3 separate regions of the Mus musculus genome follow, and regions 1 and 3 are each linked to region 2. The links are chromatin loops, found by intact Hi-C in ENCODE. Cell type or tissue: heart. All regions are shown on one strand. Each heading gives the region's core, and the rest is flanking DNA. Links, peaks and the distances in the headings are about the cores only.

Evidence for each region. A loop is a pair of places that touch in the nucleus more often than their neighbours do. Peaks named below come from ENCODE experiments on the same cell type or tissue, not always from the same donor. Only the 100,000 strongest peaks of a DNase experiment are listed, where the experiment ranks them.
Region 1: it touches region 2 in a loop (2.2-fold over the local background); 3 of 42 quality-filtered maps call a loop at or near these places.
Region 3: it touches region 2 in a loop (2.4-fold over the local background); 2 of 42 quality-filtered maps call a loop at or near these places.

What each region holds. Positions count from the first base shown.
Region 1 is chr2:124,837,749-124,848,061 of GRCm38, forward strand. No RefSeq gene overlaps it. Among named protein-coding and RNA genes, the nearest start is that of Gm39920, 49 kb to the left of the region's middle. In heart, for the core only: no CTCF peak of the experiment used is centred there; no DNase peak of the experiment used is centred there.
Region 2 is chr2:124,771,244-124,781,556 of GRCm38, forward strand. It overlaps Gm39920 (a long non-coding RNA gene), which reads right to left. Exons shown (of 3, transcript XR_003953898.1): 2 at 7,648-7,797. Among named protein-coding and RNA genes, the nearest start is that of Gm39920, 18 kb to the right of the region's middle. In heart, for the core only: no CTCF peak of the experiment used is centred there; DNase peaks (open chromatin) are centred at 1,048 and 4,708; H3K27ac peaks cover 401 bases.
Region 3 is chr2:124,848,823-124,859,135 of GRCm38, forward strand. No RefSeq gene overlaps it. Among named protein-coding and RNA genes, the nearest start is that of Gm39920, 60 kb to the left of the region's middle. In heart, for the core only: no CTCF peak of the experiment used is centred there; no DNase peak of the experiment used is centred there; H3K27ac peaks cover 496 bases.

The DNA of each region.
Region 1 (10,313 bases), core at 1,635-9,634, 67 kb after region 2:
TAGTGTTATTTCTAGGTAGTGCCTAGAGGTAATAGTTTAAAATATAATCTGATTTTAAGGGGAGCTCTCCCAGCATTTCATTAAAATAGTCCATTTCACAGGACTTTAATTTGCAAAAATTAAATCCTAAAATTATTATGAGACAAAGTTTTAGCCTCTATTTTATCGAGGAAAATTTCACACAAGACCATCTTAGCTTGGGTTACTATTGCTGTGATAAAACACCATGACCAAAAGCAACTTGAGGCAAAAATGATTTATTTTTCTTATACTTCCACATCACAGTCTATCATTACTGGAAGCCAGTTGTGATTTGAATATGCTTGGCCCATAAGAAGTGGTACTGGTAAGAGGTTTGGCCTTGTTGGGGGAAGTGTGTCACTATAGGGATGGGCTTTGAAGCTCTGTCCAGTAGGGAAGAATCAGTCTTCTTGCTGCCTTTAGATCAAGATGTAGAATTGTTGGCTCCTTCTCCAGCACCATATCTGCCTGGATGGTGCCATGATGATAATGGACTAAATCTCTGAACCTGTAAGATAGCTCCAATTGTCTCTTATAAAAGTTGCCTTGGTCATGGTGTCTCTTCTCAGCAATGGAAACCCTAATACAGAAGTTGGTACCAAGGACAGGAGTATTGCTGTGATAGGCCTGATCATGTTTTTGTTGGGAGGAATGTGAATTTGGAACTTTGGATTTGGAAAGCCGTGGGATGCTTTAAGTGGGATGTAATAGGCCATCCTAATAGGAATATAAAAGACATTGGTGCTGAGGGTGATTTAAACTGTGGAGGTTTGGCTCAAGAGATTTCAGGAGAGAAGAATGTCCGTATGTGTACTAGAGACTGTTTTGTGGTATTTTGGTGAAGAATGTAGTTGCTTTTTGCCGTTGTCTGAAGAGTCTACTCGAGGCTAAGTCTAAGGAAAAGAGAATCAGATGAATTTTGTTGACAAAGGAAGTCTCAGAAAAGAACAGCAGAGACTTTTTCTTTTGGTTACTCTCATAAAGTGTTTTGATTAGATATAACAAGCTTATAAAGGAAAAATACAAAATGTCTGATTCAAGTAATAAAGGGTCACCAGGAAGCAAATGGAGTGAAACCCCATGTTCAAGGATATTAAATGGAATGAAGGGAGTGGTGACCTTGGGACAAGATCCCACCCAGCTAAACTTATTGTTTATGAGTTTGTAGTTGAATAAGGAATAGCCATAACATGTTAGGCATTATTATCTAGTTACTGTTTTCATTTGGATGTATAATCTGGAATAAACTAAATCCAGAAATGGGGAGGGGGCACACCAGTGATCCATATCTTGTGGCTGGAAGACAGAGGCTTTTGATCTGGACTGGAGGCATAGCCTCAAGCCTTCATAGCTATGAAAAACCTAGGCCCAGGCATGGTACACATGTGTTTAATCCCAGGAGACAGAGGCAAATATATCGTAGTATAGAGCAAATTGCAAGAAAAGAAATGCTTACATCCAGGCCTGGTGGTACATGTGTTTAATCCCCAAACTCAGGAGATAGAGGAATGCAGACCTCTGAGTTCAAGGTCAATCTGGTCTACAGAGCAAGCTTCAGGTCAGCCAAGCTCATGAAGTGAAGGATATAATAGAACAAGGGGACCATGTTCCAGCCCCAGCAAACAGAAGAGCTTGGCAGGTTCAGACATGTTGCTCTGGCTTTAGAGTCAAGAATAGAAAGGGTTACTGGAACAATTAATGCTGGTCATCTGGAACTAAGTGATTCGTGGTGATTAAGAAGAGGTCAGCATCACTGAGGTGAAATTTTCTGGGAAGTGTTTTCTGAGAACACAAAGAAGCTATGTTCCAGAGATAGAAGCCAAACTTGGTAATGTGTAAGAGTCACCGAGGTGGTATTGGTTTTGAAGGTATGAAGCTGAGGTTTGGCACTTGTGAGAAACCAGGTAACGCCATTGGTGAAGGTGCAATTCATTTGCAGTTGATGGTCCAAGACTGAATGAATCATGCAAAGAAGTTGAGGCTTGGCATCATGAAAGGAGTCTATGAGAGGCTATTGGTGAAGCCTGTTGCAGTGGAAGACCCCAGTGTATTGTAGATGCCAGTACTGTGGGATGACCACCAAGAACAGCAGCAGCAGTGGGGTGGAGTCAACCAGAACCTAGAGTGCTACAGAGAACAGAGCTGGAGATGTGACCCAAGCACTTTGGAGGAGTCCAGAATATCATGTATGGATCCCAGACATTGCCTTAAATAACCCAAGATGTTAGAGATGACAGAGCTGTGGGATACCTACCTAGGAAAGTTGCTATCAGGGAGTGGAACTAGCCTGAGAGAGAGACTTGTGTTGCCATCAATAAAGCTGAATCGCATGGAGAGCCATTGTTTGCAGTTTGTCCAGCTTGTTCCAGTATTTCCTCACTATGACATTTTGGAATGGTAATGCATATCCTGTGATATCTGAGGTATGTGATCTGCTTTTTTATTTTGATTTTATAGGGGATTACAGTCAAGTGATTGCATGAGTCTCAGAAGAGACTTTGAACTGTGGACTTTTAACATTGTTAAGACTGTTATAGACGATGGGGACATTTGAAGTTGGACTAAATGTATTTTTGCATTATTCTAAGCCTATGTATGACTACCATAGACTCATATGTTTGAACAAGCCTGTGAGGGTCAAGGAGTGGAATGTGGTGGTTTGAATATGCTTGGCCCAGGGAATGGCACTGTTAGGAGGTGTGGCCTTGTTAGAGTAAGTGTGGCCCTGTTGGAGGAAGTATGTCACTGTGGGAGTAGGTTTTGAGACACTCCTCCTAGCTGCCTGGAAGTCAGTCTCCTGCAAGATGCAAAACTCCCAGCTCCTTTACCAGTGCCATGCCTGCCAGGATGTTGCCCTGCTTCCTGCTATGATGATAATGGACTAATCCTCTGAAACTGTAGACCAGCCCCAATTAAATGTTTGCTTTTATAAGTATTGCCTTGGTCATGGTGTCTCTTCATAGCAATGGAAACCCTAACTAAGACATCAATATAGGAACTCAAAGAGGCAGGGACCTGAAACCAGTAGCTAATGAAGATGTTCACAGAGGAGTGCTGCTTACTGACCTGCTCATCATGGCTTGCTCAGCCTGATTTCTTGTAGAACTGAGGACCACCAGCCAAGGGATGGTCCCACCCACAATCTGATGAGATTTCCCAAATCAATCACTAATTAGGAATGTGCTCTGCAGCTTGCATATAACCCAGTTTTTTGGAGGCATCTTCTCAATTGGGGTTCCCTCCTCTCAGTTTCCTGTGGCAAACTGATAAGAAAAAAATTGGCAGCACAAACATTTTAGGCAAACTCTACAAGCAAAGGCCCTGGTGATGGAGGTGGCATTCACTGTGCAGTATCCCAGACCTTTCTGCAGTGAGGAACTTCAACTCTAGCAGCAGTGTAGGAATGAGTTTAACTTATAATGCTGATGGGATGAACTCTCACTGATATCAGAAATGAAGCAAAGCATTATGTGTTTATGATATAGCATGCTTTATCATGCTATATTTTCACCCCAATATTCTTGCTCAAAGTTATACCAACATGAAAGTGTGGAGGTGGTGGTGGTAGTGGTGGTGGTGGTGGTGGTGGTGTGTGTGCATGTGTGTGTGTGTTTGTGTACATGCATGCACATGTGTGGCCAGGCATACATTGATGGGGTGTAACTATGAATTAACCAACTAGCATAATTTCAATGTTTAGAGTGTTATTTTATGTACTGGCTGGTTTTTGTGTGTCAACTTGACACAAGCTGAAGTTATGACAGAGAAAGTAGCCTTCCTTGAGGAAATGCCTCCACGAGATCCAGCTGTAAGGCATTTTTTCAATTAGTGACCAAGGGTGGGAGGGCCTAGCCCATTGTGGGTGATGCCATCTCTGAGCTAGTAATCTTGGGTTCTATAAGAATGCAAGCTGAGCAAGCCAGGGGAAGCAATCCAGTAAGCAGCATCCCTCCATGGCTTTTGCGTCAGCTCCTGCCTCCAGGTTCCTACCCTGTGTGAGTTTCAGTCCTGACTTCCTTTGGTGATGAAAAGCAATGTGGAAAGTGTAAGCTGAATAAACCCTTTTCTCCCCAACTTGCTTCTTGGTCATAATGTTTTGTGCAGGAATAGAAACCCTGACTAAGACATTTTATATAAACAGTTTTCTACTGGTCACTATATGAACCTGAAAGCATCCCCCAACTTCAGAGATGCAATGTGGGATGAAGGTGACAAAGGTGGTATCAGGGAGGCTTGGCTTGAATTTCAGCCATATTGCCTGCTAGCTGTGACCTAGAGAAATGCCATTGCTCTGTGACTTATTCACTGTCTTTCTAAATGGAGATCATGACTAAATTAACCACTGGAATATTGTGCAACCAAGAAGGTGTCTATATAAAGTATCACCTTATAGCAGTGTTCACTATTAATTGCTTACATAAAAATAAGAAAAACTTTCTTTTGTGTTGAGCATGAGAATCACAAACTTTACCACAAAGATACACCCTCTGCCCCAGACAGTCAGATATAACACCACAAGTAAGTGTTCACTAGCCTGGTCCATTGGTACAAAGTGTTTCTTGATATTTGACTAAATTGTATTTTAGTAAAATTCACAATCGTTCTCCAAGTAGCAAGACAATCACCTACTAGGACACAATTAATGGCAGAGATATGATGGGGTTATGGAAGCCTCTTCTTGAACCATAAAGATTGGGCAAAACTCCTGGGTATTTATTCCAAGAACTCTAATTGCCACATCACAGCAATATGTCACACCTTTGTTTATGGCAGTGAAGCTACTGTAACATACCTGATCTAGGATCCAGTGTCCAACAGCAGAGGGATAGATAAGGAAATGTGGTGTGTATACATACAGGATTCTTCAAACATAAAGAACAAAGCTGTTTTGTTTATATGTAAATGGATGCAACTGGAGAGAATGATGTTTAGTGAATAAGCCAGTCTCAAAGATACAAATGTCATGATTTCCCTCATTTATGGTTCTGAATTTTTCTGTAGATACAAGAAACCCTGTGTGTGTGTGTGTGTGAGAGAGAGAGAGAGAGAGAGAGAGAGAGAGAGAATAAGAGTAAAAAGAATAAATCTTTAGGAAATTGGTAAAGGACAATAATGAGTGCCTTTTTAAAATATCCAAAGAAGTATCATTCACAAAATGATAGCTTCTAAGCTAGGCCACCCCAAAGCAGCAGAGCCTTGTACAAACACAGTTAGACAACAAGGCTCTCTGTGCAAAGTGAGAGCCCCGCAGCTGACTCAGTCAGGAGCACAAGTGTCATCCCAGGGAAGAGGAAAAACAGCCATGGGTAAGGAATAGGCCCTTACCTATTCTAAGTGTCCCTGTGCCCAGAGACCTGGCAGTAGCAGGATTCTACTACTGTACAGGAGACCAATTGTACCTCAGAAAAATCCAATCTATACATCGCTCCAGGTGCAGGCTATACGACCTGATGAGGAGATTATGGGCAGTGATTTTTTTTGTGTGTTTCTGGTGTATAATAGGAACTCCAAAAATCCTTGTTAATGAGTAGATGGATAACAGAAGTCTTGTCAATATTCTGAATCTGTCCAGGGCTGTCTGATGTCTCAAGGCTCTGTTGAACAAGAGAACAATCAGTGTATCCAGGTAATAATTTGCATAATGCAGTCTGGAAAAAAAATGCCTTTGAGGATTCTTTGAGCATCTTGAGCAGAACTCCTCTTTCTTGAGTACTGTGTCATCATCTGCAAGCCGCAACACTAGGCGTAAGTGGGGAGGGGGCGGGCAGAGCCCTGCGTGAGAGCATCTGAGGCACAAGGTAAATGTTTTTAGTTTAATTCCCCAAATTGCTAACAGAGTTTGCCTACACGTAGCATGATGGGCTTGTGTAAAGATGGCACCCCCTCCACCAAAGAAAGAGAATGCTGAGCATAGCCGCCAACTTCACGTTGACAAAGATGAAAATTGACAGCGCCCTCCAGAGAGCTTCGAGAACTGACACTTCATAACGCTCCTGCTGGCAGCAACCGGGGTGGTAAAGAACCAATCGTGAGGGCTTTTGCAGCCCCCATTTTAGCAGACTGCTTCTCAGAAAGTGGGATGTGCTTAAAGACTGCTTGTGCCTGAGTCTTGCCTCAAAGAGCTGGACCTAGGGTCATGAACAATAACTTTCGGAAAAGTTAGATAGATTCTGCATTATCATCAGTTTATCCTCCACCCTCAGAACCAGCAGCAAACACTTGGGGTTCAAAAAAATGATAGTATGAAGAAACATGCACACACACACACTCACACACACATTTTAATGACTCATTATCAGCCTAGGTGGACAGCCATCAGTCAATAAGGTCAGAAACACAATACTAGGTTTTGCTTGCTAAGTAAAAGATTTGAGGTTTTTTTTTATTTGGTTGGTTGGTTTGGTTTGGTTGTTGCTTACTTGCTTGTTATTTTGTTTGTATGTTTGTTTGTTTTTCTTTGTCAGATGTCTAATGAATTCACATGGGGACAAACCCAAGCTATAAATTGAAATCTGTTATTTAAATCCAGCTAGATTGTCATTTGCTGAGGTCCACAATTATGCTGCTAATGGTTTCTGTTTTCATTTCCCCACTTAAAAATAAAGATTTACAGACATGATCCATTACTGCAAGAAGGAAGAGCTTTGAATTATCCATGACACCCTCTTCACCCATGCTAAGATTTTAGGAGAGGCATGAAAACGTAGCCTGTGATTCATGAGTCCTCCACACTACCATTATGTATGTGCTTTAATTTCTCTTGGTTCTGGGATAGTAGCTTAGAATTATTGTAATATTCCAGAAGAGTAATGAGGCATCCTACTGGAGGACTCTAGCATCTCTCAAGAGGTGACTAAGTCATTCACAATGGAAAGATCTGTGGCTAAGAATTTATGCATGTATTAGTTAATATGGTTAATAAGCATCTAATCATTAGGAAGGCAAAATGAAATCTCTGTTTTAAATCTCCAAGCACAATCCGTGCAAACCCAGACTATCAGAGCATCATCTCTAATGCTCATTCAAATGCCAAACATCCACGGGAGGAAAGTAATCAGAGTTCTGCTAGAAAACAAATGACAAAAACAAAATCTACAGAACTAACTTAAAAGTAGGTAGAGTGGCGACAAATGCCCAGTTTCTATGGCCAAAATGAAGGTGGGCACAGTTATCTCAGCTTTCCCTGAGAAAAGTACCATCAATCACAGAACTCATGTTCCTCATCTTTGCTGCAACAATTTGTAGTGCTTGGTCATCAGTGATACCCAACCTGCCCTGACCTGGTGGCAGGGCTATTCCTTTCCTACTTGGTCTACAGACAACTTGCACAACAAGCTTTGTAACATACTTTAAGATGACAGTCAGTGATATAGCTGTCTCCTATGGGGCTCTGCCAGTGCCTGGCAAATACAGAAGTGGATGCTCACAGTCATCCATTGAAAGGAGCACAGGGTCCCCAATGAAGGAGCTAGAGAAAGTACCCAAGGAGCTGAAAGGGCTTGCAGCCCCATAGGAGGAACAACAATATGAACTAATCCGTACCCCCAGAGCTCCCTGGGACTAAACTACCAATCAAAGAAAACACATGGAGGGACTCATGGCTCTAGCTGCATATGCAACAGAGGATGGCCTAGTCGCCCATCGATGGGAGGAGAGGCTCTTGGTCTTGCAAAGATTCTATTGCCCCAGTATAGGGGAATGCCAGGGCCAGGAAGTGGGAGTGGGTGACTGGGTGGGTTAGGGAGCAGGGGGAAGGGAGAGGGGATAGAGGATTTTTGGAGAGGAAACTAGGAAAAGGGATAGCATTTGAAATGTAAATAAAGAAATTATCTTTAAAAAAAAAAAAAAGATGACAGTTAGCCTGCCCTCTCTTCTTACCTGACACTTTATGGCTGCTTTTTGTAAGAACATCACAACCTTGCAGCAATGTTTAGATTAATAATAATAATAATAATAACATGAATTAATTTCCAAGCAATCAGTATTGGGAGGCAGTATCTGTCTGGATTACTTGTAGCAGAAGTTGAATAACCAGTTTGGGCTAAAAGGGGATTAGGAATTTGCTCCAGTTTGTTTTCTTAAGCATGGTGCATTAATGTCATCTAAGATCTTGGCTAGAGAACCTTTTGCTGTACAGAACAGAGATATGTTCAAATATGTTGGTGCAGGAAGGCAATTCCATTGACGAGACCCTCGGCTACAGGCATTCTGACTAACTTGCAAGGCATGAGGCCATTCTGTCTCTTAACAGACTCTATTGGCTTATTTTTCCTTCTGCCCTCAGTTTTGGAGGGTAGAAGTCTTTGATGCTTCCCAGAATCTTCAGCTGGCTTTTCTTGGCTCTCAGTCTACATCTCTTCTGACCCTTTATATTTTTTTGCTACTGTATAGCCAAAGATGAAAACATTCATAGCAATTGACTTGCCCTACAATGCAACTGTGAGCGTTTGTCTCTGTCCTGCCTGTTTCAGCAGGACAGAGACGAACGTGGAGGTTTTTAAACTCAGTTGGTGAGCGGCATGTGATGAACATTCTTTGTCACAGCAGTGTGTTATGACAGGTGACAGCTTAAGGTTAATTTGTTACTGTAACCTTCAATCATATAAAAACCAGGATTCATTCCGACCACCAACAGAAAGCTTAAATTTAATTATAACTTTGGGGTCATGTTTCTGAAACTGGCAGCCGAATCATCTGAAGACAAGTTTTGAAAATACATTATCTCTTTACTTTGGATAAAAGTTAATATTCTAAAGCTCAGGGGCATTGCTCCAATAGAGCTTCCTATTTCCATCCAGCTCTGTCTATAAGGTTGTTTTCTCCAGTAACTGTGTTTGGAGACAGAACACAGAAGCACATACCAATGTCATGAATGTTCATTCTGTTCTCATTGAGCCTACCTAGCTTTGATCAATCAATTAACAAGACAGACACTCATTCATTACACTGCAATTAAAATACCAATAAGCATAGTGCTCAATCAAAATGGCTGTAGACTGTGGGGAGTTTCTTAAAGCTGACTTTTGCTTCAACTTTGACTATGAACCAAATGATCTCAGTGTCAATGTTGAGCCTCTATATTTACCTGCTTTCAATGCATGCCAACCATACTTTTATTAATTTTTTCTCCTTTTTCCTTAAATTACATTTGTTCAACTTACTTTTTTAAGTGATGGAATATCCACCGGAGTAATTAACATGAATTCAGTTATTGTCATTAGTACAGACTTTTTCTGTTTGTATTTGTGGTTTGCTTTGATTATGTCTTGAAAACGGGATCTTTGAAGGTTGGAAAAGAATGATGTGGCCAGCCCTCTAAGAGCCATGCAAAGTAGTGCCCTACCTAGTTTCTCAGAGACCTAACTCAAGATCTCCAGGCACAGGCTTGTTTAACTCATTTAGAATTGGAGTCTAATTATGAAGTGAGGGAGGCACAGGGCTGTTCTTGAGAAGGTCAAGGCCCTTGGCCATCTTCATCATCTGCATTAGAAAGTTCACCCAATCACCCTTTGTAATTCAATATGATGAAACTAAGTTATCAACTTGGCCTATCTATCCACCAATGCCAAACCACAGATCCTGTAGACAGGCTTGAGTAATGGAAATCACCAACAGATCTCTGCCAGGGTGTGAAGACTAATGGAGGACAAAGAAGAAGGAACTGAAGATGATGGGGACAGTAGAGATATCTAGGGCAGCACTTGCACAGTCCTCACTCCGTCATCAGACTGAAGGAGGGATGGTACCTTTCACAGTGAGAGTGGACAGACAGGCTGAGGAAACAAGCTGTGTTCAGGCACACTAAATTGAGTGCCTCTCATACTGTGACTTATGCAATAGTTTACACCTAATTTTTGAGAATATATTTTCTCCCTTTGAGTTCAAAGTTCATAATTGCTTTGGACTGAAAAAAACAGTGAAGTGTGATAGGTACATGAGAATCAGGGAAAGGTTTGTCTAGAATTAGGACAGGATCTCAACTTTATGCTGCCAGGCCCTCTGTGGCTGTGGAAATCTCCCTCAACAGGGAGGGTCACACCCAGCCTTGGGGTACTGCACCTGAGAAGTCAAAAAAAGCTAGACAGTCCTAGCCATTTTGTCCCAGCTATCTAGTGACTAGAACTCTCTCTAGAACTCCCTGCTGTATTGACATAAGTCAGCATGAATTTGAACTTAGGTGTCTCCCAAAGCTCCAATTTTGAAGGCTTGGTCCCAGATGCTGGTGTTGTGGGAAGGTGATGGGACTGTGATGAGTTGACATCTAAGGGAAGAAACTTAACTTACTGAGGACA
Region 2 (10,313 bases), core at 710-8,709:
TCCCCAACCAACACTGCCACTAAGTAGGAAATGGACTGTCTGTAAGAAATGAAATGTCTATCAACAATGGCTCTGGGCAGGAAACCAAGAGCCCCAAGGCAGGGGGAGACAAAAAGCCCCAGAGAAAATAACAGGTGCTATTTTCATGAGTCTGGGTCCAGATCACTGCTTCTCCCTCAGTGGCTGCATTTTTCTTGGAAAATATTTATTATAACTTTATTTGGTCTGGTTGTTTAAATGAGAATGACTCCCATAGGTTCATGGATTTGAATACCTGGTCCACAGTTGATAGAATTGTCTGGGAAGGACTAGGTGGTATGGCTTTGTTGGAAAAGATGTGTCACTGAAGGTAGGATTTAAGGTTCCAAAAACCTTGTGTCATTTTGAGTAGGTTCTCTCTCTGCCTTATGGCTGTGTCTCAGAACACAAGCTCTCAGTTACTGTTCTTATTCCATGTCTGCTACCATGGTCATCAAGGATGGTCATGGATTCTAACCCTTTGAAAACGGAAGCCCCAAATTAAATGCTTTCTTTTACAAATTGTTTTGCTCATGGTGTCTTATCATACCAATAGAAGTAACTAAGACATTGGGTCATGTCTCTTCTCTTGTCAAATAGGAATAGTGGCATTAACTACTACTTAATGAGAAATGCACATAAAGTATTAACACAGAGGCTGATACCCGAACAGGGAAGGCAGCCTGAAGCCAGTTCCCAGGACACTGGACAAACTTACAGTGACCTCAGAGCAAGTCCCTGTCCCCCTATGCATGGAAAGAAAGGAAAAAAAAATAAACAAGAAGTCTCATGCATTACAGGGACTTTATATTACCAGAAACAAGGTCCCTAGAGAGGGCCTTCTCAGAGACACTTAGCCAGGAAGGAGGAGGGGCATGAGAGCAGACTTGCTTGTTGGACATTCCCTGGAGTGGTTTCTGAGGGTTCCTTTTTAAAGGCAAACACGGTAAACCATCCCCCTTAGGAGTGGCCCGATGTACCAAGGCTCTGAAAGCATGCAGATGGAATTTCTGGGACTGACGATGTAGCAATCAGTTGCTGTTCTTTTCTCAAGCAGTAGCCCCAAGGGCGTTCGCAGCAATCTTTCTCAACACCACGGAGAAGCAAAGAGCAGATGAGAGCAACTCTCCTGCCAGTCCCAGAGGTACAGATGACCAAGTAAGTGTTACAGCAGAATGCACAAAGGGACACAACTGGCATTTAAGCTAAGGACGCTTTCCAGCTCAGATCCTCTGCCCTTTGACCCTGCACTATATTCCAATAGGTCAGAGCAGACCTGGCTGACTTCCCTAATGCGAATTATCCTCCCTAGTCAATAAAATTTCCTTCTGCCTCTGCGCTGACAATAGATGCGGTTGTCTCATCCCCTCCAGCTACAGCGGTATCTCAGCTGTCAGTGGGAATTTAAATTAAAGATATAGGTAATCATTTCACTGCTTTTAGGCAAAAAAGGAAGGATTTTTTATTGCTTTGGCTGTAATCATCTTCTCCTAAGAAAAGTAAAAAGATCTCTAGTCCCCCTGGGGGACAGTATTTTAGTGCCCAAAGGGGACAAAAAACACATGGCAGCCTTAAGTGGTCGATTTCCTGAGAGAAATTCAAGCCACTGCATTTCTGGTTGAAAGCCACCTTCATCCAGGGCTTTCGCTGTCACACAGCATTGTATCCAGGGGACGGGAATCCGTAGTTGCAGTGAAAGGAATTTTGAGCAGAAGAAAAGGAAGGGAAGATGGCAGGGGAAATGGGAGGGAGGAGAAGCCACACTGAGGCCAGAGCACCTGGCCCAAGGGTGACTCTGCAGCTAGCCAGCACTGGGACTCTGCAGCTAGCCAGCACTGGGACTCTGGGTGGGTCCGTCAAACTCTGGGACTTGATGTTCCTATCAACAAAGTGATTTGAGATCAAAGTTCTTCAAGATCCTTGCTGCTTCCAGTATTCTCTGAGCTTCGTCATAACTTTGACTTCTAACTGTTTGGGGTGCACTGAGAGACCGTGCGGGAGGAGCAGAGAAGTGTGGTTCGTCCTCTGTATTCTCCGTCTCCTAAGGCTGAGCTGAATTGAAGCCCCACAGAATGTCTAGTTCAACCTGCTGATGATGGAGAAAGTCAAGTGAGTTTTCTACTTAACTTTTAAAACAAAGGAAAATTTCCTTCTGACTCCCTCCCTCTCTTTCTACCTCCTTTTCTCTTGATCTCTGTTATCAACAAGAGACCTTCAAATTCAGCACAAACATCAAGATGACAGAGAAAAGTATCGCTCAGGATCTATACTGTCCTGATGGCCTCCCAACATCCTCTGTTCTTGGAAACTGAGCAGGACTTGGCCTGGTTTGTTTTTGGACAGGAGAAATGGCTCTCTGAGCAGCTATCATGATTTTTTAAATGCAGCCAAAGCATTCACATTGTTTACTTTTTACAGGGAATTTCTAGGATAATTAAAGATTTAATTGCAAAATTCAAAACAAAGCAATGAATGCAAATACAGAGAAATGCGTGGCTAATCCTCACTGTGAGAATTTCAGAACATGGTGTGGAAAACAAAAATGTAAACAAATAAACCAATTAATTGTCATAACAGAAAAACCCAGCAGACACCACACCCAAATCACCTAAGGTTTATCGTAGAAGTCTAGCACTCTGGTGGGCGACCAGCATCATTATTTACTATTTCATCAAAATAGGAGCACACTTTACGAGAAATAAAATATTTGAATTGATAACTCACAGAAGAAATAAAAACATCCACCTCAATAATTACCAACTAAATCAATTTTAAAAGCTGTCAGATGTGCTTTGCTCATGAAATTGACAAGGCTTGTGACAATAGCTACACAGGTAAATGTGCTCAAATACTTCTGGAGCCTACATGACCAGGCAGAGCTAGCAGCATGGCATTACATTCAAGTTGAGTGGGTGCTTTGGCGTGAATGCCTACCCGAGAAAGTCCCTCACTGGTCATGCATTTCCAGGAAGTGTTTGGGATGGCTTACTAGAGCCCTTTTCGACACGTACTGCCTATCCACTGGTTCTAGCTGTTTGACATTCCAAGAGTGGTCGTGCTAGAGAGATGGAGAAAAGAAAGACCAGTCCTAGCTGGGGGCTACTGAAGAAGAGGGATGGACAGGTGGCGCAAGCCAGGGGTACTTTTAGGACAATGACATTTTTTTCTGAGTGATGGTAGAGTGTCAAACACTTGTCAGGGCACATGTCAAAATATACAACATTTGTCAAAACCAGTTGAATGTGCATCACAAAGAGTGAGAACTCCTGTAGACTAAGAATGCCAGTTAATGACCATCAGTCTGTCAGCTTCTAAGAGATACACCACACTCATACGAGGGGTAAAGAGGAGGATGGGAGCAGGGTGTGGAGGAGAAATGTGAGACAAACCTTTAGGAACTTCTCATTCTTCAGCAAACTTCAAACTACTCAAAAGTAATATTTACTGCCTTGTTTTAAAAATACGTATAGAATGGCAGAAGACACTATTTCCCTCACCCGTCCATCCCTCTTTGCCCCAGGCACTGAAAGGGCTTGAGAAGCTTAAGAGGTGGGTATCTTAACCGACCTTCACCCCCGGGCATCCCTGCAGGGACAACCCTCCTGTACGCAGGCCACGCACAGTCAATGCAGCTGAGGTTCAGCTCGCTCTAATACCGCCTCTTAAACATTGCCCTGCAGAGAACTGCAGCTACCTACCACATCTATCCCATCAGAGTTCAGCGCAGAAGTGAAGAAAAGATTAACCGTAGCCCCTCTATGGCAAGTCAGTATGGGATACACCTCAGAAAAAGGATGAGCCGCCTCTCTCTCTCTTTTTTTTTGACATTTTTTTTGTTTTTTTTAATTTATTTTATTGGGTATTTATTTCATTTACATTTCCAGTGCTATCCCAAAAGTCCTCCACACGCTCCCCCACCCACTCCCCCACCCACCCACTCCCACTTCTTGGCCCTGTCGTTCCCCTGTACTGAGGCATATAAAGTTTGCACGACCAATGGGGATCCATCCCATAATCAGTTTCCAAACGCTGACACCATTGCATACACTAGCAAGATTCTGCTGAAAGGACCCAGATATAGCTGTCTCTTGTGAGACTATGCCCGGGCCTAGTAAACACAGAAGTGGATGCTCACAGTCAGCTATTGGATGGATCGCAGGGCCCCCAATGGAGGAGCTAGAGAAAGTACCCAAGGAGCTAAAGGGAGCTGCAATCCTATAGGTGGAACAACATTATGAACTAACCAGTACCCCCCCTTGAGCTCGTCTCTCTAGCTGCATATGAATCAGAAGATGGCTTAGTCGGCTCTCTTATGCCACCTTTGTTCTCTAAATCTCTGATGCAGGCGAGTTGGTACTTACAGAGTGGTTTCACTCAGAGGCCAGTGGTAATGAGACAGAAAGGAAGCTGACAAGCAGCTCTTCGAGGCGTTCAAGCTGGTTGTTCACAGGGTTTTGTTTTGTTTTTTTTTTTTAACTATAATTCATTCATAGAGATCCCTTGTCTTTCAGAAGAGAGAGATCTGATTCTTTACTTTGATGCTTTATGAATGCTGCCAGGAATCTGTTACATAACATGAAGATCAAAATTTCAAAGCCCTTCCTGTTCGGGCTCTGCACCAGCCACACTTCCTGGTCATCAGACTGCCACATGGCAAGGCAAGGCGAGTTTCCTCATGTCCAGTTGGCAGCTTGGCTGACCCTGGCTGCTCATCCCGTCCTCCTGCCCTACAGCTGGCTCTCTGGCCAGTGTGCAGAAGCATTTCATCTGGCATGGAAGGGCATGGCACAACAGGGCCATCCTGCTTCCACTTTTCCTTTGGACTAACAGACACAGGCATTCATTGCCAGTGCCACTCTGTCCCTTAGGGGAAAAGTAATAAACCCACTTGGAAAAAGACCTCATGTTGTTTTCAGGCACGACAGCCAAACTGGTTTTGGGTTATTAGAAATTTACCGTAGATATTGGGTCTTCAAAAAAATCTACTTTTATGCCTTAGCTCTGTACAAAGCCCTGGTCCTGTTGTACAAATAGATTCATAGTTGGGGGATGGAAATGTCAGAGGTCAAGTAACATGGCTACTCTGTACCTTTTCACTAATAAAATTACTTCACCATAGCAATAATGAATGGAATCTTATTCTAAGTAGCCATAGTTAATTAACCTTCCAAACACCAAACTTCCTCCAAGTAGAAATACAGACATACATATGATTGTAAGATGCACATAGCCTATTATATACCCTGTCCAGGCTCCCAGCAGCCAATGGGAGCTGGACTTGTCGTCCTTTGATGACATCACACCAACTCATGTTCTCTTGAGTAGGTTCACATTTACAAACTCATAACTCGAATAGCAAGTGTAGTCTTTGAACTGGGACTTTCAAAGCTGGTGCCAACAGAACACATCACTCTGGATCAACTCAGTCTCTCTCAACAATCCAGAAGGATCTGCCTCAGGCAGCTCAGGAATCAGGGGTACGGTGCAATAGTATGAGGACTCACTGCTGCATTGCAAAGATGCAGGGCTGTGAATCGAGCCTTTCCTCCTGAATGTCTGGAAAACAGTATTCAAAGACTGATGTAGTCAAATGGCTAAAGTGTTTCCTTTCCATTCTAAGTTGTTTGTGAGAGGAAAGAATTATGTTAGGAAAGCCCAGGGAGCTGCTAAGTTAGTGTATACATGTCAAGGTTTGCATGGGGAGGGCGAGTGTTTCCTCTCCCAGACACAGATGCATTCAGCCCTACTGATTAAGTTGGCCCTAAGGAGCTCTGGCCCCAACTTTCATATTCATATTTCTGGCTCTATTAACCACTGTCTCTGTGTCCAGTTGTGTTAGCAGGTGACAGACAGAAAGGGCCATGCAATTCTGCTGCCAGTCAAAGTCTCACATCCTGCCAAATGTCCTGGTTTCATGGGTCTGGCTTTTTTTTTGTGCCAATTGGTTTTAGTGACATAATTATTCATCCCAGTTTCAGTATATAATTGGATGATTATTTTTTTTTTGGGTAATCTGCAACTGTGAGTCTGTTATTTCTCTGACGTTAGTTGTATGGAAAGGTTGAAAGTATAATTCTGTTTCTGCTCTGTCTTAAAGGAAGCAGGAATGAAAGTCACAAGGAGGAAAGGGAGAAGGATATGATTAGTCAAACTCAGTTTGGGAAGATAAATGAGTGCCATCAAATGCATGAGAGCCTGCATGATCCCAGGGCTCCGAAGCACAGTTAGCGCAGGCTGTGTTCAGTGTCTGACAGCAGATTGCACTGGTCTCAAGCAAACCACAAATGGTGGAGAGGGGGTCCCAATGGTCACCCTGCTTTAAGCAATGACTGTCTTCCTTTGTGTTCACTGAGGCCACTCCCAGTGTGGGGAACATCTAGATGCAAAATGATGAGGCTACTAAACATATGGCTTTGCATCCAGATGAGTCCGTGTCACTGAAAACTGGCATTTCAGAGGCCAAAGAGGAAATCCTGGAAAATATACTCCTCTAGTTGTATTTTTCCATCTGTTTGACATAAAAATATTCCAGAAGCCAGAGATCACAACCCCTTTTGACTGTTAAATATTTGCTCTGAATCTCTTGTTTTTCCAGTGGTGAATGTTTTGTTTTGTTTTGTTTTTCTTCCTTGAAGGCTGCCTGTTATTGTCTGAATAAGAATCCTGAAAAAAGTGCTTCTACCCATCCTGAACTTATAAAGTAGGAACTTCTCAATTAGCAAAGCACTCATTAGAAGTTGAAGAATGAGTCTTCGGAATTCTTCTTCAAATATCTAAACCCACGTCATAACAGGAAGTGGAACAGGAGTTTCTTAGTGCCTACGTGCTTTAGGGGGAGTAATAATTATATCATACAGAGACCCGGATGGCCACAGATAACCATGCACTCAGCAGAAGTCCTGTTTGAATTTTCATGTAATGATCCAATGCTCACCTAATTATCATATCTGGCCAATCCATGTTGGAGCATACCACAGTATATTGAGTACTTGATTGACAAATGATTTACACTGCGAAATTGTTTTTTAAAAAAAAAGATAGTAGCAATTTAGAAACTTATCAGTGCAGTTTGTTTGTTGTGCCAAATCACTCAAAATATTGTTCCCCGTTTTCTTGTAATGGTTTTACTAAAATGATTTGAATATTCTATCATCAGTTATCCATCCTTGACAATTTGTTTTCAGAAGCTACATTTTTTTTAATTTAAGGAGTAGAGATGATATCAAGCCGCATACACAGAAATCTGTTCTTATTTTCCATAAGGCATTTCTCTGTAGTTTTCTCTGTAGGCAGTTTATATGATGTGATAGTACTCAAACTGGGAAGAGACTTGGTGAAGTATAATAGTGTTTGGCTATGCTGAGCTTAGATGTCCCTGATAAACAGAATTACCAAATAAAAGTTTACCCTAAAATAAAATGTTATCCTCTGTATTACACAGGAACTAGGGAGGCATTTAAAGAAACTGATTTAAAAACAAAACAAAACAAAACAATCTGGGAGAGGTACACTAATCAGCTTGAAAACTGAATTTATAATTACTAATACAGCTGAAGCCATTAGAGGGATAATATACTACAGGTATTGTGCCGGTTAGTCTTATTAACTTGAATCATAAGTTTGAGTTACCTTGGAGAACAGAACCTCTGCTGAGGAGTCAGATCTATCAGGTTGGTCTGTTGGCATGTCTGTGGGGCATTCTCTTGATTACTGATTGACATGAGGCGGGCTAGGCCATTGTCAGTTGTCCAAAGCAGGCACCTTTGACCTGTATAAGAACTGTAGCCAAAGAAGCCAAAGAGAACACGTTAGTAAGCAACGTTCTACTTTTCCTCTGTAGTCACTATTTCAGTTCCAGTCTCCAGGCATCCACCTAGATTGAGCTCCTGCCTTGACTGGTCTCAACAAAGGACTATAAAGTGTAAAATAAAATAAACCCCTTCTGGCCAAGTTGCTCTTATTAGTGTTTTATCACAGCAACATAAAGCAAACTAAGTATCAGAAGAGTGGAGTATTGCTGTGAGGAATCTGACCGTGTTTCACGGGAGGGTCATGGAAACACTTGGAACTTGGGGCAGGAAATGCTTAATGAGCTGTTCTGTAGAAACGTGCAAGATAATTCCAAGAGCCATGCTGGCAATAGAAGCCTGGCCTATGGAGTTTCACAGAGAAGGTTAAAAATCCATCAAAAACTGGGGTTTCCACACCAGATTTATAAAAGGAGGACATGACCACTCCCAGGTATGGTTGAGGAGAAGGCTTTATTATGGATGTGAGGGAAAGAACACCCCTGGGCATCTGGAAAACTCTAGAGCAGGGAAAGAAAGGAGTGGACTAAATATGATCAGAACCTGGCCGTGAGAAGAGAGATGATGGACAGCCATAAGTGAGGGAAGAGATGAAGAGAATGCTGACAAGGAGACCAAGAAAGAGGAGGGAATGACAGCACGAGGTTGAACTGGCAGGGCTCTATGGGAGTAAGGAGCTGGGAAAGGAAGTCTATGAGCTGGAGAAGTAGGAGGTGGGGTGAGAAGAGCTAGGAAGGACCACAGGTACTGATTGAGCCACCACCAGCATGGGTTGTTGGGATGCTAAGAGTTACCAAAATTGACCATTTGTCCTGAGATTCCTTTGGACCTAACAATTCCTAGGAAATTTTGAATTCAGAATCTGTGGGTCTGGCCAACTAGGGTTGACAATTCAGCTGTGCGTCCAGCACCATTGAAGAAAACCGTTGCTTTATTGGGACAATTGATACTAGTTACCTGGGGCTGAGAAATCACCCAATTAAGAGACCAACATCGTTGAGATGAAATCTGGGAAGTGTTTTCTCAGGATCAGCACACATAAGCTATGGTCTGGTGGAGGGTGAGGGTGGGGTGTGAAGCTGTACTTTGTGCTAATGTTTGAGTCTCTCCACTGTGGTACTGGTTTTTGTAGGCATGACAGGGTCCTGGAGAGCAGCGGAAAGTTGGTACTGTTCAAGGTTAGGAGATGTTGCTGAAGGTGCAGCTTCAGTTGAAGTAAAGAATGAAGAATTGATAGGCTCCTGGGGAGAAGCTGAGGCTTTTGGCAGGGTGGGAGTCCCTGGATAGAGGCCAGGAGGCTATTGGTGAAGTTGTAGCCTCTGCCTCAGTAAAGACTCCAAAATACTGGATGCTAAGACTGTGAGGTGAAAACAAAGGACACAACTAACTGTTAAGTGGAACCAGCCAATCCCACAAGATGACCTATGCATTCTATTGATAGCAGAGTCATAGAAGTAGAACTGCCCAAACCCTTGGGAATCCAGAAGTTTATGAAAGAGTCCCAGACATTGGACACTGGGATATCTGCACTGTTAGATGATGGTTTCTTTTTGATTTGAGTATGACCATGCCCTCCCTGGTTTTTTCCTATTAGAATTAGAAAGTATTAAATTTATTTTTGGTTTAACTGGATCAGTTAAGAGACTTTGGATTTTAAAGAGATCATGGACTGATGTTAAAACCATTAAAGACTATAGAACCTCAAAAGTTGGACTGTTTTTTTACTGTGATAATAATAAGATGATGGAGATAAACAAGATTATGAGGATAAATAAGAAAGGAAAGACTATAGTTTATAAGTGATATGTGTGTTAAGTTGATAAGAAGTCAGTGTTGCTGGTTAGTTTTTTTCAACTATACACATACTAGATTTTCTTGACAAGAAGGAAACCTCAGTGGAGGAACTGCCTTTAAAGGTGGTCTGTGGGTACATCTACGTGGCATTTTCTTGATTAGTGATTGAGATAGGAGGGCATAGTCCACTGTAGGCAGTGCTATACATAGACATATGGGCCTGAGATGCATAAGAAAGGTAAATGAGCAAGCCATCCATGATCTCTGCTTTACCTCCTGCCTCCAAGATCCTGCCTAGAGTTCCTGCCTTGACTTCCTTCAGTAATGGACCTGTGAGCTGAAATAAATCCTTTCCTTCCCATGGTATTTTTCATCAGTGTCTTATCACAGCAACAAAGATGCTAACTAGAATAGAAGGAAAACAAGAGCTTTTGGGGAAAAAAAGATCAATTGAAAGAAAAATGAAGTAGCTAATTGAAGGGGTATGATTTAGAAATACACACACACACACACACACACACACACACACACACACATATATATATATATATATATATATATTCAGAAGAATATACAGCACAGCATTCAGAAATGCAGAGATGTCTAATGCAGTCAGTGCACAATGAAAAGTGGAATAGGATTGGAAAGTGGGTCTAAAAAGGGTGAAGGGCAAATCACACACCTTGTTTAAGC
Region 3 (10,313 bases), core at 633-8,632, 78 kb after region 2:
AAGGTGGTCACTTTCTTCCCAGTGCAGAAAACAAAACAGTCCAAAAGAACAGGCAAGTTCTGGGCACCCTGGACTCCTGCCCTCTGCAGTCTCCTCTGGAAACTTCTTAGACTGTCAGATTCATAGTTTCCAGGATACTGAGTCACCTCCTCCCCAGCCAGGAAATGATAGCGCTGATGGCATTGAGGATGCAGCTGGGATTCAGGCCAGCACAGGCTAAGTCAGGACTTAATCCTGAAGGCCACATGAAGCCTTTGGGAGACCTCAAGTGTGTTTGCTGTGTCATCCAAATTGGGCCATGGAGATTCGAGTGACAGCTACATGTGGATGGTAACGATGTGGATGAAAATGCCAGGGAAGGGCTTCAGTGCCTCTGCCATGATACATTCTATAAAAGAGATAGAACTCAGAAGTGACGGAGCATACAAGGCAGTTCCTGATACTCAAATATCAAGGACCCTTTGAATACCCTGGAATATCATTAAAATGTCCATCCTGACTCCTGTTGCTGGCCCATAGAGACATCAAGTGTGGGGAGCATGGGAACCCCTGAATGAGTGAAATCCTGAGTTTGGGTTGTGAACAATTCAAGGCTTCATAGCTATGGGAAATTGGCAGAGTGGCCATTACCCATCCAGGCCAGGATCAGAGAAATGATGAAGCTTTTGAGTGGGTGGGTGTTGAGTCTAAGAATTTATGGATGATTGATCAGTGTGTACAAAAACTAGCAACTGCAACTTCTTCCTCCTCTTTTATATTTACAGCCTAAGGCTGATCTACAAACACCTCCTACTGAGACTCTTGCTGTGCCAAACACACACACACACACACACACACACACACACACACACACACACACACAGGTTCTGGGATGCTGGCAGTAGTAGGTGCCATTTCATCAGAGTGAGCATACCCTAACCTGACCCCAGATATTCAGTACATGATGTGTCTGTAGGTCTCCCTTGCCATCCCTAATCAGGGTTCCAGGAAGCAAGCATCATCAGTCCTGGCAATCAATAACCAAGAATCAAGCCCTTAACTACCAGGGTCTGATGTCATAGGAGGAGGAAAAGAAATACTCAAACATCTCTAAAACATAGTGGTATTCCCTGAGAGTAAAGGCACTGGAGAGGTAGTCGAAGTATACTGGGGTGCAGTGCACAGCTGGTTGGAGGCATACCAGGCAAAGAGATGGTTCTCTCACCTCCAATGACTATAAACTTCTCCAAGGATGAGGCACAGGTATATAGTGTGTTTAACTATGGTTTTTCATACCCTGCTCTTGAGCCAGAATCCCTTAACTGTAAATGGACTGAGTCAGCTTTTGACCTCTGAGAGCTCAAGAGTCATCAGTTTCAGCTATTGTTATTTCATCCAAGATGTGATTTTTTTTTTACAAGAAATAAAAACCCACAGAACCCCAAATCTTCTTAGTCACTATCATGCAACATCATTGTTAAAGTCAATTAATGCAGTTCAGCTTGCAATTTCAGATGGTGTGTCTGAGCCTTCAAGCAGCTCACTGAAGTCAGCTCTGAAACCCCTTTTCACTATGGGCTTCACGGCATGGCCTATTTTTAGACTAGATGGTTAACTGACTTTCTGGATCCTTTCCTCCAGTCCTTCTCCTCCCTCTGACCCTGAATTCCTTTGATGCTTGTTATTCAATACAATTTGGAATTCCCATTGCCTTACAATGAACCTCAAGGATTCCAAAATTGAACTCGTGTGGCGTGTGTGTCTGCCTGTCTTTAAACCAGGTTAACTGACCAACCTATGAAACTTTCCAAACTTTAATAACATTTTCCTTATACAGATCTATGTATTGTCTGCCATGTTGATCATCTATAAAAAAAGCAAGATACTCTAAAAACTCATCCATCAAAAAAGGAATCTCTTCCTGGCATAGATGGGAACACAGACCCACAACTGAACACTGCAGCGAATGAGAGACTTTGGAGCACTGGGTCCTAAGTGGGATGCCTTCTCAAACCCCTCCCCTCAGGAATCAGGGCTCTATGCAGATGAGAAGCCAGAAAGACTGTAAGAGCTGGGGGGGGGGGGGAATGGGTGACTCCAAGAAATCAGTGTCTTCCACACACACCATTACCGGTGCTCATATAAACTCACAGAGACTGTGGCAGCACGCCTAAGGCCTGTGCAGGTTCAAGCCAAGAGGAATCCAGAGAGGGAAAATTATATGCAGGAATATATGAACACACACCTATGCCCCTAACCAAAAAGCTATCTGCAATTCATACATACTTACAAAGGAAACAATACTTCTCTTCAGTAGAGTTTAATTGGGTATATTAACCACATTTAAGGGTAGCCCCCATTCCCAGGAGTAATTGGTCGACATAAAACCAACTCAATGTTATTTTTGTAGACTTTATTTTCATCTTCCTTTGTTTTGGCTTTTTTGTTTTGTTTTATTGGTCTTTGGGTCATTTGCTTCTATATTTTGGATTCTAGTTTCATGGGGTTTGTAGGGATTCTGTGAGAAAGAGAGAAAGAATGAGGGAGAGACTGTTTTTGGTTGCTTTAGAAAGAAAGAAAGAAAGAAAGAAAGAGAGAGAGAGAGAGAGAGAGAGAGGAAGGAAGGAAGGAAGGAAGGAAGAAAGAAAGAAAGAAAGAAAGAAAGAAAGAAAGAAAGAAAGAAAGAAAGAAAGAAAGAAAGAAAAAAGAAAGAAAGAGGGAGGCATGGAGTTGGGTGGGGAAGGACTAGGAGGAGTTAGGGGAGGGGAAAAGTGAGATTAAAATGTATTGCATGAAAAAAAATTTTTTTAATGATAAGGGCAATATATATAGTATATGTATATATATGTGTGTGTGTGTGTGTTTGTATCCTATAAAAATCCCTTATCCATCTTTATTCATTTATGCATAGGTATGTGCTCATATACTCATTTATTACTAATAGGAATTGTTTTAACATATGTATACTAATATTATTTTAGTTTGAAAATAATATTGCCCTACTTGGTACTGAACCTAAGGCCTTACCCTTGCCTGGCAGATGCTCTAATCAATGAGTTGTGCATACTCTACCTCAAAATCAGACTTTTTTTTAACCTAAGATTTTTTTTTTTAGGATCGAGCTATTTAGCTGAAGTTCTGTGCTATCATTTAGATGGTGTTTTTCAGTCATCTTGCTTCCAGGCTTTAGGTCATCAGCAGTGGCGTTCAATCTGTAAAGAATAAATCCTGCAAATGCAGCGAGTGCCACTGGGCCTGACGACTTCACACAGAGAGGAAGAACGGGAAATATTAATTATAAGGTTGTGATTCAAGCTGGAGGCCTCTAAGGGCACAGTCTAAATTTAGAACGAATTTGCCAATGAGTGTTAGTAATCGGCCCCTCACCGCTAGTCATTTCCGCTTGTATCCTGAACTTGGTTTAATTAAGATTGAACATTGTGAACTGAGAAGCAGATAAGGTTATTTTGGTGTTTGTATAAAAGAGAAAAGAAGCAAACTGCAAAGGGATCACATGGGTTTGAGGGCGAAAAGTGAAAATTCTCTACTGAGCTGACAGCTGTTTCTGAGGCAAAAGCAATAAATTGTTGGTGTCGATGAACACACGTGAAGGTGCACTGCGAAATTCAGTGTCCCAGATGCAACACACTATCACCACCATTATCTCAAAGATGGTCGCAAGAGGGACAGAAGTCAGTGAAATCATACAGACTGAGAAAATAAGTAAACACATCCCTCTGGCAGAGGAAATAACAGCCGACAAGTAGAGCTCCATAGCTAGAGTGTCTTCATGCACACCGTGTGAAGGTAGCAGGCAATGGGAGCTCAGCCATACTGTGGTTGCCACCGGGGAATTTCTCAGTCCCACAATATTTCCGGAAAGGCTGGGAACAATGGTACATAGAGCTCTGGCAGCATTATTGCAGTGTCCCCCAGGATGGAGCATCCTGCGACTAATACTGGCTGTATCGTGCCTTAATGATACTGAAACATCCTGAGTTTTGGTGGCATGGACTCTAAATAATACTAACAGCATAGATCTAGTGTTCTAGATGCTAAAAAGAGAGCAGGTTGCACTAAGGAACCATTCCCGTGTAAACATTTCTGGTAAACTGCCTCAAGACGGTGAAGAACAAAGGCTCTGAAGCACTGAGCGTTTGATGCAATTTCTTTCTTCACTTTAAATAAACATGTACACCCTCATCTATTTTGGGGGTTGAAGCAAACCTGAGACATCTGACTTAATTTGCTTTCCTACGCTCTTACATTTTGTGTGACATTTAGTCAGGACTGATCTGGTTCTGTTTTTTAGAAGAAACTCTTTAAGGTGACAACAAGTCTAATTTGTGTATCAGTTACTAAACTGTAATTGAGCAGATACAATAGGTAATGAGCCATCTAGAATGCTGTGACCTATGCTGGCACATAGTCATCAAAGCTTCCTCATTCTCCCTGGACCTCGTGCACGCTAGTCGAGAACTGTGCCACTGGGCTTCATCCCTCTCTTTAATTATTAAACATTTATGTATGACAGACCCTCCTAGCAGTGTTTTATAGATAATATTGTACAGCCCTAGAGAGCCCAAGGGAAACTATGGAGTTGGTAAGTGGATGGATCATTCAAACAGCAGTCTTTCTCCAAAGGCTGAGACCGGGCCTGAAGCTGCACTGCCTGCCAGACTCTAATGACAGCACTCATGTTGTCCAGTGTTATGCACTTGCTTTCAGTCACGTCATTAGACCAAAGTACAGATGCCACTGAAGTCCAACTTGGTGAACCAATGAGTTTTATTGGGGTTACTTACTGGAGTTACTTACAAGAGCAGAAATTGCTCAAAGACAGCGTTACTAAAGCCCACTGCAGCATGGGTGACAACTCACAAAGTGGAGATATGGAGCACACTGCACAGCCTGCAGGCAGCAACATTTGAGAAGGTGTCCTTTCTACATGCCTCAGTTGGTCTAAACCTCTTCCAGTAGCTTGGTTGGTTTCTGCTTTTTCCAGGCATCTAGTCTGGTCTGAGAATCTTCTTTGCAGCTCAGCTTCCTCTCTGAGAGGAGACTCTTGGCTTTTGTTGCTTATTCTGCCAGGGAGGGACCTAGTGATTCTGATCAGTTTCAGGAACTTTCTGAAGCTACTTTGAGATGTTGACTTTCCTGCTTAAGGAGTTTATCTACAGGGTGGAATATTCCAGTCTTCAAGGAAACTGTTTCACAATTGGAGGCATTTGGTAGTTTTTGAGGTTCAGTACCTGCAGTAGCTAGAAGCCAGCAAAGCTGGTGGACACATTCAATGCATGGGGCAGCCTCCATCGTGAAAATGATTTGACTCAACTCAGAGCTGCTGAGAAAAACTGATTTCAGTCCATGTCCAAACAATGTACTTAAAATACATTTCCCGTCTTTCGTAACTGGATTTTTTTTGTTTGTTTTGTTTTGTTTTGTTTTGTTTTTGTTTTTTCTGTTCCAAATAAAATGGGGCACTTGGGGCTCCAATTCCTTGTCTTATGTCTTCCTAAATCTTCCACTTTTTCTTTTCTGTTCTGCCACTACCGTCTCCATGCTTACACTGTCTGGAGTGGGCACACCGCAGGACAAAGTGAGCTTGGGCTTCATCTTTAAGCTGCCTCTGTCATCACTAGCCTATAGCACAGCCTTTGCAGTCCTCTGGCCCATCTCCTCACTTGGGAATGATGGCACTGGGCTGTATAATTCCATAGATCACCATTAATGGGCTGCTTTCTCCTGTCCCTCAGAAGGAAGATGCAATTCCAGTCAGAAAGACAACCCCTGAAAGGCCAGTCTTTGCTCAGTGCTGGGTAATCAGAGTTGTGACTACAGTACACTAGGGTAGATGCAAGAGCCAAGTCCTGTGGGGAGAAAGCAGGCTTGGTACCCACTAGCAGGTAAGACAAATTAAAGACAGGAAAGCGGCTCCTCTCCAGATGAAATGGAGTTTCTTGGCAAGTTTCCAGAGTTCTCAGGTTGAAAGATTCTCCTTGTTGGGCAGAGCAGACTCTAAAGGGTTTATTTAGGCTTAGGATGTTTCTGACAGGAATCCTTTCTCCTTCTCTCTCTTTCTATTGGTCTAAAGAAGTCTATTGAAGGGACTCTGGTCAGTCAAGTGTGGCCAGCATGACTCTGGCAACCTTGCCCTTCCCTCCCATAACCTCTGCCTTACTAAAAATCATTAGATTACATGCCTGAAGCTAGCCCCAAGGTCCTTTCCCTTTTGGCTACTTCCTTCTCTTGAGGCTGACTACCAATGTCCAGCTATCAAAGTATGGAAGTCAAGAAATCAAAAGCCTCCTTTGGCCCATCTAGTTAACACGCCCAGTTAAAATTAAATACCTCATCCTAACATGGGGTTTCCCTTTTTACCTTTATAAGTAGCCATTTGACTATGTACCACATCTGTCACCTGTCTATCCAGAAGCAAACCTTTGTACTCTGGGACAAATACCCCTCTTCCCTCTCCCTTACGCCCTGCCCCTTTTCTCTCTTCCTCTATTTCCTATCTTTGTCCCTTAACCCTGCTCTCTGTCCCTCTGGGGCAGATAAAATCCCCTTTGTGTTAAGAACTTGGTATTGGGGTACCTGAGTCTATACTTTCCCTTTTGTCTATGTATCCTTTCTATAGCAGCATGAGTCTCGGTCTCAGTCTATTTGCATGGAAATAACTCAGTTGTTGTAGTCTAAGGTAACAGAGGCCACCTAAGCAGTCTCTGCTCTTTGTAATGTAGTAAGAGTGAGAGAGACTCTACATATAAAGGGAGGGAGCCTATATCACAGGGGTGAAATGAAAACTTACTGCATGGAAGGTATCCATAAAGAAATGGAAACTTACTGCAGTCTAGCACTCAAACTGGGTTTACTATATTCCCCCTTCTCTCATCCTAGAGACCCACAACCGTGAGTTGAGAAAAACAGGGTGAGGCAAAACCTAGAACAGGGTGAACACTCCATAGCATCCATAGTTCACAAGCAGAGAAAGGATGAGCCAAGTGAGAGTGGTCTACGCCATCCTTGTCAAATGGAAAGCACCAGGATTATATGACATCTAGCAAGACTCTAGGATCACCCTGCATGCTCCTAGAGCAGCCCAGGGTGTCAGGGTGGAGGTGCTCTCAGTTTTATCTGATAACATTACGAATAGTGAACACACACACAGTCAGAATCCTGTCTGACTCAACACCTCTCACAAGCTAAGCCCTGCCCCCATTTCCCATTCCTATGTTCCACGCCCATTCCTAGTGCCCACTCATGATCCCCACAGAACAGGAGGCCTACTGACTTCTAACCATGTCTCTGCTACTACCCAGAGGATGAAGAAACTCCTCATGGCTTCTCTACCCCATGCTTGTCTCAGCACCTTTGTTTCAGGAGCTTAGCTTAGAGCACAACACACAGCTGGGATTTGTTTAGAGTGTGAACCTGACACGAACGCTGACAAAACAGCAAAAAATACAAATAGGGCATTTTTCTGAACCACTGAAGAGTGAGGACAAAACTACATTCATTCCTCTGGGTGCCAGAGCCTTCCCCCCATGCAGCCCAGCATAGCATCCAGAAGGAAAAACAACACTGGCATGTGACTACCATCTCCTTCTCACTGACGACTCACATTGTGTCACAGCAATGTTGTGTAGCAAAATAACACAGTCTAAACAAACAAATCCCACCTAGCAGCAGGCTGTTGCCCTGCTCATAACTTGGCCATGTTAAGAAGTGAGTCCTCTCTCTGTTGTCATCTTGTAATTTGCCACAATTGTATTCTGACTGTGTTTTTTGGGCAGGAAGACCACACAAGCACACTGTGGTGCCCCGGTATTCCGCAAGGCAGTTCATGATTTTGTTCTATTGTGAAGATGCTCACATCCACCAGCTGGTTAGCCTGGTGACTACCACCTTCTCTGCCATAGTTGTCTTTATTTGCTTTACATAAGTATTTTTAGGGAGATATTTTGAAATTTGATAAATTTTCCATTAACTTATTCATTTGTGTATTGATCTCAGCGTGGTCATCTGTTTTAGTCTGTGGCTCCTAGTTTGTTATTATAACTGTTTTGATATATTGTCCAAGAATCAGTCAGTGGGAGCCCCTCAGATTAATTTGTGTCTTTTTGGCTTGTTCCCAATCATATACCTTGTTTATTGGATATATCTTTACTTTCTAATACAAGTGATTGCTTCAGAATTATCTGTGTTTTATTTTGCCTCATCTCTGGGATTTCTCACTGGTTTATTTTGAATAATAGCAACATATAGTTATCAAGGGATGAATATCCTTCTTGCTATTGGGCTATTATTGCTCCCAGACTGTCTATGTATAGGATATATTATATCAATAGATAAATGATAGATAGATGATAGATAGGTAGATAGATAGATAGATAGATAGATAGATAGTAGATAGATAGATGATAGGTAGATAGGTAGGTAGATAGATAGATAGATAGATAGATAGATAGATAGATAGTAGATAGATAGATGATAGATAGGTAGATAGGTAGGTAGGTAGGTAGGTAGATAGATAGATAGATAGATAGTAGATAGATAGATAGTAGATAGATAGATAGATAGATAGATAGTAGATAGATAGATAGATAGATAGTAGATAGATAGATAGATAGATAGATAGATAGTAGATAGATAGATAGATAGATAGATAGATAGATAGATAGATAGATACAGACAGACAGACAGACAGACAGACAGACAGATAGACAGATAGACAGATAGACAGATAGACAGATAGACAGATAGATAGATAGTAGATAGATAGATAGATAGACAGACAGACAGACAGACAGATAGACAGATAGACAGATAGACAGATAGACAGACAGACAGACAGACAGACAGACAGACAGACAGATAGATAGTAGATAGATAGACAGACAGACAGATAGATAGATAGATAAACAGACGGATAGATAGATAGATAGATAGATAGTAGATAGATAGATAGAAAGAAGACAGACAGACAGACAGATAGATAGACAGACAGACAGACAGATAGTAGATAGATAGATAGATAGACAGACAGACAGACAGACAGACAGATAGTAGATAGATAGACAGACAGACAGACAGACAGACAGACAGTAGATAGATAGATAGATAGATAGATAGATAGATAGATAGATAGATAGATAGACAGACAGATAGATAGACAGATAGATAGACAGATAGATAACTGGAATGTATAGAAACACTGAGGTCAGAGAGGCAGATCCCCCATGTGGCCTGTGGTAGGGACAACTCTTGGAGCTGAAGTGCCCCATCCTTGGTGACTTTGGGGTGCAGTCTGTTCTTTGTCTTGAGGCTGTATGACCTATAGCTCAGTCCTTGTCACAAAGAAAGAAATCAAACCCTAGAGTGGGGAGCCTGTGTGAGCCACGGTCTACATGGGGCAGAGGTTGATTGAAGGCACAGGGAAGCAGAAATAGACGCAAGGTCATATCTCTGTTAGTCCTGCCTCCAAGTGTCGGAGTCTTTCCAAAATCTCAAGTCCCAAAGGCATGTGCCCACCTGTGTCTCTTCCAAGAGATCTGATTGTTGGGACCAGAATGCATGACTAACACCAGTCACCCTGGGGGATCTGTCTAATGAGATCTATCCTCTATCTACCCAGCTATGTATCTACCTACCTAATTTTCTCTCTTTTCACATTTGTACTTCCCTTCCCTGACAATGAGAAGCCTGACTCCCATTATCTTAAAATGTTTCCTTGTCTGCTCAACATCCCAGGAGGCACCCCACATCCTGTGGCTGACTCACACATCCCTCACCTCCCGCCTCCTCTGGCAGGCTGCCCTCTCCCAAGGTTTTCTGAATTGTTCAGAAAAGGAAGGGATAGGGATATCCCAGGAAGGAAGGACAGGAAAGGGAAGGGTGGGGCATAAAAGGAGAAGGAAGTACCTCTGCCCTTTTGATTATGTAAAATAAGAATGTTTCAGTGCGCATTCCCAGCTTAGTCAGTGCTGTAAGCATGTTAGTCAGAGACACATGGACCTATGCCAAGGGGAAACTGATATAACCATTGGAGGGCACCCTCGTTTCAAGCCTTGGGGCATTGCAAAGAAGCCACTGCTTTGGTCAAGCTTTCTGGCATAACTGTAGCCTCCTCCATAGCAATCTCTGGATACTTGTAACCAGGAAAATAGAGCCTAAGATGTGACTTATACCTTAGGGCGTCTAAGAAAGAGACTGAGCTGCTGTGTTTAGTACCCACAGATGTGAAGGGTGATCACAGAATTCCTGGGGAAAGACGGATGCTCCACCTGATGCCCAGGATGCCTGCTATTTATCTGCACAAGTGCTCTCAAGGG